Regions from separate parts of the Homo sapiens genome. Here region 1 is linked to region 2. Evidence: chromatin loops called from intact Hi-C (ENCODE). Cell type or tissue: OCI-LY7. All regions are shown on one strand. Links, peaks and the distances in the headings refer to the core of each region. The heading gives the core; the rest is flanking DNA. Region 1 has its middle 5.3 kb from the start of PPP1R2C. Region 2 overlaps LOC105373188 (a long non-coding RNA gene).

Region 1 (4,397 bases), core at 189-4,188, 170 kb before region 2:
CATAAACCACAAATAACATCTCTGACCAGTAACATTCCAGACCCCTCCCTGACCAAAGACATGCCAGCCCTGAGATAACTTCCTCTCCAGCTGGAAAGACGTCAGCCTCCAGATAACCTCCCCTCCACCCAAAGATATTCCAACCCCACCATAAACATCTCCCCCACACAGAAACATTCCAAGCTGGTGATAAGCCCTCTCACCTTAACACCAATATAGACTCTTAGTCTGTAAGAGAGAATGCTCCTGACCGAAATCAGTCAGAAGCCCTTCTCAGGTTTATTTTGGAGAAATAAATCTGTCTTTGACTGTTGAGCCACTCTTCATGTTTCTTTCCTCTTTTTTTAACTCTTACAGAATCTAGGTGGTGGATCACTGCATTCACTACAAGGTCTAATTTTGGAGCAGCCAAATCTCAGTTCAGACATAAAGCCTGGCCTGAGATTTGAAGAATGTACTACTGTTCCCAGACCAAAATGAGGATGGGGTTGCTTACTCTCACAGCCCAATAACGAGATGCAGGTGAACTGGGAAAGAAGAGAGTTTATTTCTGTAACTAGGTACATGGAGAAGGCTGGGAAAATATCACCAGACCAACTCAAAATTACAAAGTTTTCTAGAGCTTATATACCTTCTAAGCTATATGTCTATGTGTAGGTGTGCATTCATCTAAAGACATAAGTGATTAACTCCTTCTAATCTATAACTAAGGTCTGAGTTTTGAAGACCTTCCTCTGGAGCCTCAGTAAATTTACTTAATCTAGATGGGTCCAGGTGCCAGGGTGATTACCCTTATCTTGTCTCCCGCTAAATCATGGAGGTTTGAGGAGTTCCTTTAGACCACCAATAAAACTTTTTTGTGGAGGTCTGGGGAGTTTCTTCAGATCCCCAATAAAAATTTGCTTAATCCTAAACACATCCTGTTAAGAATTCCTTTGTTATCTTGTCATTCTTCAAGGCCCAGAAAAGGCCTGGGCAAAACTCTTGGTGTGCTTTTGTTACCTTCCAGCCTTTGAATAAGGGCACTGCCTCTCTCAGCTTTTAATATTTAACATCACCACTCAGTCAGTGCTGAAACAGTTGTTATGGAGGCCTGGGCTAGTGAGACCTGGCCTGCCGTACTACCCCCTGTCATGCATCCTGCCTATGTGTGAGAGGTAGAATTTGTCCTTGTTTAATATTAGGTTTAAAAGCAGAAAACTATCTGGCTTTGATAGATGTTACTGCCCCATACAGAGCTCCAAGACAGTGCTAACAAGAAGAATGTTAAATATAGCTAATATTGAATGGGTGTTCACCATGTGCCTGGTGTTGTTCTAAGCCCTCTCCATGTGTGACTTCATAAAATCCTCACTCCAACCCTATGAATAGGTAGTTTGGCATCTCACTAATGAGGAAGCTGAGGAGACAGAGACAGTGAGGGGACCATGAGTGCCTTCTCTTCTGTGACTCAGAGAAGATGAGGAATTCAGGGGTGGTGGGCTATCCCAGGTACATCACTGATCTTTGGTATTCTCTTACACCATCTTACACTCAGGTGTTACCAGGAGAGCAAGGTGTACTCTAGGCATCTTGAAAAGATAAAGTATCAGCCAGCAGATGTGTTGGGTGCTGGTCTGAGTCCAGGCTTTCTAAGAAACGTCATACTCTTCTGGAAGGCTTTTCTGAGTTCTAAATACAAGAGCAGCCTCCAGACCAACTCGAAAACATGCTTCAATCTGTTTTCAATCTAGGTTCCCTGTACATAAAGAGAGAGATCTTGTTGCTATATACAAACTTAGTCTCCCCTTGGCTTTATAAGCCCTGGGTGATAATTTCATCTCTGCTGCTAATGAGACAGAAAACCTCGCCTATAATGGGAAGCAGTTGGACTAAAGGGTCTTTAAGGCCTTTTCTAGCTCTAAAAGTTTTATGTTGCTATTAAAGTCAATAGTAATTAATAAAGGGAGTTCAGAAGGAAAAAAGAATCAAAAACACTCTGCAAATATAAAAGTGTCATGTGTTGCTATAAATAACTGAATGTGGTTCTTACCTGTGGTCTAGATTCACAAGACAAAATTAATTCCTTTCTTTTATAAACCTGGCTATGTCCTAGAAGTTTCAATGCATTTTAAAATTAAAATGGAGATTGGCTTTCCATCTAAATCCTGCCTGCTGTCCTCCCATTTCATCTCCTACTTTGCAGACTTAGTGATGATGAAAACACCAAGGACATCCTCAAAGAGAAGGTTATTTGAAGCAGCTGCCACTCAAGTCTTGCCCTTTGAGACTGTTATCTTTTCACTTTGTCTTCACCTGTGCCCCTCACAGCTCATGGAGCTAAAACTTGAGGAGCCTCAGGGAACAAGCTCTATTTGAATAGGTAAATTATAGACGAATTATAGAACACAATTTGACAGGAGGAAAAACTGCTCAAGTGCAACTTCTCAGTTCCGTTCTACAACATCTGTTGAGTACAAGACACTGTGCTTAGAGATGTCAGACACATGGGCACAGCTCCTATCTCCAAGAGGCCCTCAGTCCAGTGGGAAAAGAGAGATAGATTCAGAAATGTCAGAGAAATGATTGGTTTAACAGATGTAGAGAAAATGTGTGCAGATGAGAATAATAATAATAGCTATCACTTACTGAATACTTACCAAAAGCCTTGTGTTTTACTAGCACTTTTTTATTTAATCATTTCAACAACCAGAAATGGAAGGTATTGTTATAATTATCCTCATTTGATTGTAAGGTAACAGGCTTAAAGAGGTGAAATGCTTTGCCTCAAGTGACTCAGCTAATATATGGCAGAGCTTGAGTTCAAATCCAGATCTTTTTGACTTCAAATCCTTCACTGTCACTTACTGTACTTTTCTGCCTCCCCCAAGGCAGACACCCACTATTCTGACTTAGAAGTTTGCGGGATGAATTATACTGAATGTAGAAGACTGATTAAGACATGCAGTAAAAATAGGAAGACATATATTTTGGATAAAAGGAATAGCCCAAAGAAAGCTGAAGATATGGAAAAGTCCCAGGACTTTGTGGGTGGCAGTGGGAATGCCAACTCTACCAGTGCTGTGAGGAGCACAGTGTATAGCAAGATGTGGAGGAGGGACTACAGAAAGGGTTGCATTGGCGGGATGGGAACAGACTGAGTATAGCTGTGATTTCCATCTAGCAGCATACTTGTGAAAGTTTCTCAACAAATCTTTGTGTAGTTCTGACATTCAATGTAATGTATTTTTGCAAAATTGTATACACATCTCACACACACACACACACACACACACACACGCACACACATGAGTAGTGAGATCTGTCCCACAGAGTTGAGCTCAGCTAATTAAAAAGTTATATTGTAAAGCAGTGGTTCTCAAACTTGAACACTGGCCAGGTGCGGTGGCTCACGCCTGTAATCCCAGCACTTTGGGAGGCTGAGGCGGGTGGATCACCTGAGGTCAGAAGTTCGAGACCAGCCTGGTCAACATGGTGACACCCCGTCTCTACTAAAAATACAAAAATTAGCCAGGCATGATGCCACATGCCTGTAATCCCAGCCACTCCAGGGGCTGAGGCAGGAGAATCGTTTGAACCTGGGAGGCGGAGGTTGCAGTGAGCCGAGATGGCGCCATTGCACTGCAGCCTGGGTGACAGAGTGAGACTCTGTTTGTAAGGAAAAAAAAAAAAAACTTGAACATCCAGAACAATCCCCTGGAAAGGTTGTTAAAGCACAGAACGCTAGGCCTTAGCCCTAGAGATGCTGAATCAGTAGGTCTGGGATGGAGTCTGAGAATTAGGACTTCTAACCAGCTTCTGGGTGTTGCTTATGCAGCCAGTCTGGGGGCCACACTGCATGGCACTGATGTAGAGCAGGGTGTGACTCTGCTGTGAGTGCAAGGTAAGAGGTTCAGCACTTGAATATTATAGCCATAAGCTTCCTGTAACCCATGTCACACATATGTGCTCCTCTCTCCCTCTTTGTCCCTCTGTGCTGTTCGGTTTCAGGCCCTACTCTGCAGCGATAGTGGTCTTTCAAAAACATGAGTTTGATTATGTCACTATTCTGTTTAAAAATGGTGGCTCCCATTGCCTTTGTGTGGCATGTGAATCCTTTCATAGCCTTTCTTTCCTCTTTAGTCCTATGCATTCTCCCATAGAGAATACCTTGCAGCTCCCCAAAGGAACTACATCTCCTTACCTACATCTGGAATGCTAACTTCTATGAGTCTACCTCTCGTCACTTGGTTAAATTTCATGTCTCCTCTAGGTCTTATCCTCGATATCAACTCCAAGTGAAGGCCTTTCAAGACCTTAGGTGATGTCCCTCGAGGACCTCTGTAAAGCACTCTTGCACAGTATAGAAATGACCTGGTGACATGGCTGAGCTCTCCCATCCATAAACTGGTATCTCC
Region 2 (4,397 bases), core at 185-4,184:
AAATCAAGGTGTTAGCAAGGTTGGTTCTTTCTGAGGCTCTGAAAGGGAATCTATTCCATACCTCTCTTCTAGCTTCTGATGAGTGCTGGCAATCCTTGGCATTCCTTGGCTTGCAACTGCTTTGCTCCAACCTCTGCCTTCGTCATGACACAGCATTCTTCCTGTGCATCTCTATGTCTAAATTTCCCTCTTATGAGGACACCAGTCATTAGATTAAAGACCACTTTAATCCATTACAACCTCATCTTAATTTAATTATATCTACACAGATCCTATTTTCAAATAAGGTCACATTCACAAATACTGGGGGCTAGGACTTCAACATATCTTTTTGAGGGAACACAATTCAATTTACAAAGGCAATTAAGTGCTGCCACTGCCACTTGGCCTTTGTCGTCTCAAGAGTCTATCATTGTTATTACATTTAGGGATCCTAGTTTATGGTAGCAGTTCCCATGATAATTTCTGGTCTATAATGAATAGTCAGCACAAAGCTCATCAAGGATGCTGGAGCTCCCCTTACAGATTTATTTCTCATAGCCAGGGTAAAGGGTGTGTTCTGAGAGCCCTCTCAAGGTGAATGAGTAGGTCTTATATGATAAAGACACTCCAACATTCAAATGTTTCTAAGCCTTTAGATATCTTCCTCTACAGTATACCCCAAAAGTTCTGGCATATTTTGATTTCATTTATTGTAGGTCACTTTTGGGTCCATGTTTCAGCCAACCAACCAAGTAAACTGTCAAGCCCCTCAACCTGAAACACTGAATCTAGAATATTTGCTTAGTTGGCCCTGTTATGGACTGCATTGTTGCCTCCTCCCCAAAATGTGTATGTTGAAACCCTAACCCCCAATGTGACTATATTTGGAGATGGGGATAATTAAGTAAAATGAGGTCATAAGGGTGAGGCCTTAATTCCATAGGGCTGATGTCCTTATAAGAAAAGGAAGAGACATCAGCGCTGTCTCTCTCTCTCTCCACGTGAATGCCCAGAGGAAAGACCATGTGAAGGTACAGTAAGAAGGTAGCCATCTGCAAGCTGGAAAGTGCCCTCCACAGAAACTAAGCCTGTTGGCACCTTGATCTTGAACTTCAATCCTCCAAAATTGTAAGAAAATAATTTTTTTGTTATTTAAGCCACCCTGCCCATGGTATTTTGTTATGGCACGCCAAGCTGATGAATACAGGCCCATATCAACTAATTCTGCCCAATCCAACTTCATTTTCCTTTCACTTTGACTCCATATCTTTAAAATTGATTCCTATGCATATCCCCCAGGTTTCTGACTATATAAAGTGATAAAACTGTACAATGCTTTTGGTATGCATAGCAGCTCCTCATGGGTTACACTTTGTACTTTACCCCTCTGAGCCCGCTGGGACTTCAGGTAAGTTATAGGTTTAGAAGCAAAGAGAGGTGGTGGGGGTAGGTCTTAAAGAGGATCAGCAGTGCCTTACCAGTCAACTACCTCAGGAAAGGCAGGCAAAGGAGGGCCAATCTTCTCAAGACAGGAGTAGAAAGGCTGCTTCTACTGGCAAAAAAGGCTCAGCAGAACTCAGGGGTTAGAGTCCCCAGCTTTGTGAGAATCTGCCCATAGGATCCCATTCCAGCTTTATATTCATACAGAGGCTACAAGGCTGAGAAATCACTTTGCATCATTCAGCCACTGGCAGGGCGGAGACTCTGAATTTTGGTTTTCAGGGCCCTGTGGCTATGGAAGGAAGATAAGAATTTCTTTCAGGGCAAACAGAAGCTTTCAGTTTCTTTATGTGGACTTTGAGCTGATAATTCAAATTCCCGAGCCTATCCTTTCCCTACTTTCTCCCACGCAGTTAGGAGCAAACAGCCAACCTCATTGTACTCCTTGGTTTGACTAAAATGTGCTAAGGCATCAAATACATGGTCACCCAGAACCTTGTCTTCTGTAAGTGTTTGATTAGGAGTAACTGTAAGGGATAATTGGAAGGATGGCCGAGAAAGGAATGAGGCCAATAGACCCAAGTTCAGGCAAGCTGATTTATTGTCAGTCCTGCCAGGCCACCTCTTGACAAAAGCAGAGGAGGCAGCCCCACTTACAGGCTATAGCAAGGTTTTATAGGGTGTAGAACTGGGTCAAGGTGAAGGAAAAAGAAAAGAGACGGGGCGGGGGGGGGGTCCTTTGTGCCAGGTGTCTGACCACTTCCTGGAGATGTTTTTCTTGCCAGTTCTGTTGTGCAAGGTAGATGTCTTAACCACATCCTGGAGCAGCTGGCCTCTGGTCAAACAGTTACAGGAGGGTTTGGGGTAGGGTGTTTTGCTTTTGGCCTTTGGGGCTTAGATCTATGGGAGGGGGAAACAGTCCAGTTGGGTGGACCCTAACAGTAACCAGTGGGGATATTTTGTGTATCTCTATTGCCACATCATGCCATTGACTACCAGTGCCCTTCTTACTGCTAGAAGTAGACTCATTAGTGCTTTTAAATTTAATCATATTAGAGAAGACTCAAAACCAAGTCAGAGAATTCATACTTAAGATTCTATCCCCCTGGAACCACTCTTGGTATTAAAATCTGTATCAGTTAGCATTTAATCAGAGAAGCAAAAACTAGTATCTATCTAGATCTCTATATTTATATCAGATATTCTGCAGAGTGGCATTATTGACTTTTGGGCTGGATAATTCTTTGTTGGGGTGTGAGGGTGGGGGACAGTCCTGTGAATTGTGGGTTTATCTATGGCCTCTACTCACTATATGCCAGTAGCACAACTCTCTACCCTCCACCAAGTTGTAACAACCAAAAACGTATGCAGACACTGCCAAATGTTCCCTGAGGGTGAAAATTGCCTCCAGCTGAGAACTACTGGTATCTCTATATTATCTATATTTTTATTTATAGCTATATGTATCTCTTCCTCTATCTGAGAGAGAAATTGGTTATACGGAATTGGCCTTATGCAATTGTAGGAGCTGGCTAAGCAGTCTCTGTATGGCTGTTTTCTCACACATGATGCTGAGGCTTCAAGATCACAGGGATGGCAGTCAGAAAAGGAAAAACACAAGCAGGCTGGAACCAACAAGCTTAAGCTGGAACTCCGTGGAGAAGGACTAAAACCTGTGTTCATTCTTGTTGCCTCTAACCTTGGTAATGAGGGTATCCAGCAGAAGTGGGGCCCTTTGTCACAAAGTGAAACACACACCCCTGGTCTAGGAGTCTGAGAAGCTGAAAGAATATCAGCGGCAGGTAGAGCAGCCACAGAATCAGATGCTGCTTCACACCAGTAGGGTGAATCTACAGATCAGCAACAATATGTGTGAGCCACAAAATGGCCACTGCTTCTCTTTCAGCCTCTAAATGTCTCAAGAATCTTCCCTATGTCTTACCTCAACTCAAAACAAACAAGAGAAAAAATTCTGGGAAATGCAATTCAGCCTAGACAAGGTGACATATGAGAAAGCCATTACAAGATAGTTTGCTCAAAGTAGGATCCAAATTATGTCCATACTCAAATGAAAATATTATCCAAGCTGGGAGAATGTGTGGTTCCAAAGACTGACTACAAAATAAATTATGAGCTTAAATGGATTAAAATCATATTAAATATGTAGAAACTTCAAAACTCCACAAATCCAAAGTATGTCATGTACGGATAGAAATTTTTTCTTCACTGATGAGATAGAAAAAGAATTTGTCTGGCACAATGTATGACCCTTTGTCTATTCAAAAATGATCACAGCTAATGCAAAACATTTAACAGAAAGATAAATTTAATGTTAACAAGCACATTTGATAATTGTCCCAGGAAAGATTATAGGTAACTGGATGGAAGTATTTTTCAAGTAATCTAGGATAGTCAACATTTTAAATGCACCACAGAGACATTTATCTCAGCAATTCAGCAAAGCAGCATCAACTCTTGAGCCAGAATAAAAGCTTTCAGCTTCTCTTTTGAGAAGATTCTGAGCATTTACTTCATTTATAGTAAGGCTCTCTCAAATTTTTCTCTAAGATTTCCCAGAACCTTTCTGAGGCTTCATGCAATTTATATAAGTCACTTAACAAGCACTTGTTGAGCTGTTACCATGTGTCTGGCACTCTTCTAGGTGCTCTCTATAGACAAAGAATAAAATAGACAATCTATTCTCAAGAAACAAGCCTTCAGTGAATCAATAAACAAATATATATACACACATATAGTTGTGACAAGTGTTAGGAGGAAAAATATGACTGGGCAAAAGGATGGAGAGTTATACAGAGGAATGCTCATGCCTTTTTATATCAAGTATTCAGGTCTTTATACTTTATATCAAGTATTTACTTCAAGATACTTTATATCAAGTATTCAAAGTCCACTAAAGATTATCTGTAAGTAGAGATTTGAATCAAATGACGAAGTAAGTGAGTGAGGATTTCTAG

The links. A loop is a pair of places that touch in the nucleus more often than their neighbours do. Peaks named below come from ENCODE experiments on the same cell type or tissue, not always from the same donor. Only the 100,000 strongest peaks of a DNase experiment are listed, where the experiment ranks them.
Region 1: a loop joins it to region 2, with 9 times the contacts of the local background. A loop is called at or near these places in 1 of 110 quality-filtered maps.

The regions. Positions count from the first base shown.
Region 1 is chrX:42,770,657-42,775,053 of GRCh38, forward strand. No RefSeq gene overlaps it. Among named protein-coding and RNA genes, the nearest start is that of PPP1R2C, 5.3 kb to the right of the region's middle. In OCI-LY7, for the core only: no CTCF peak of the experiment used is centred there; a DNase peak (open chromatin) is centred at 2,385; H3K4me3 peaks cover 525 bases; H3K27ac peaks cover 2,315 bases.
Region 2 is chrX:42,941,593-42,945,989 of GRCh38, forward strand. LOC105373188 (a long non-coding RNA gene) reads left to right here. Exons shown (of 5, transcript XR_949037.3): 5 at 2,948-3,464. Among named protein-coding and RNA genes, the nearest start is that of PPP1R2C, 170 kb to the left of the region's middle. RefSeq lists a silencer at 2,916-2,975. In OCI-LY7, for the core only: a CTCF peak has its summit at 2,002; DNase peaks (open chromatin) are centred at 1,539, 2,269, 2,759 and 2,889; H3K4me3 peaks cover 3,020 bases; H3K27ac peaks cover 4,000 bases.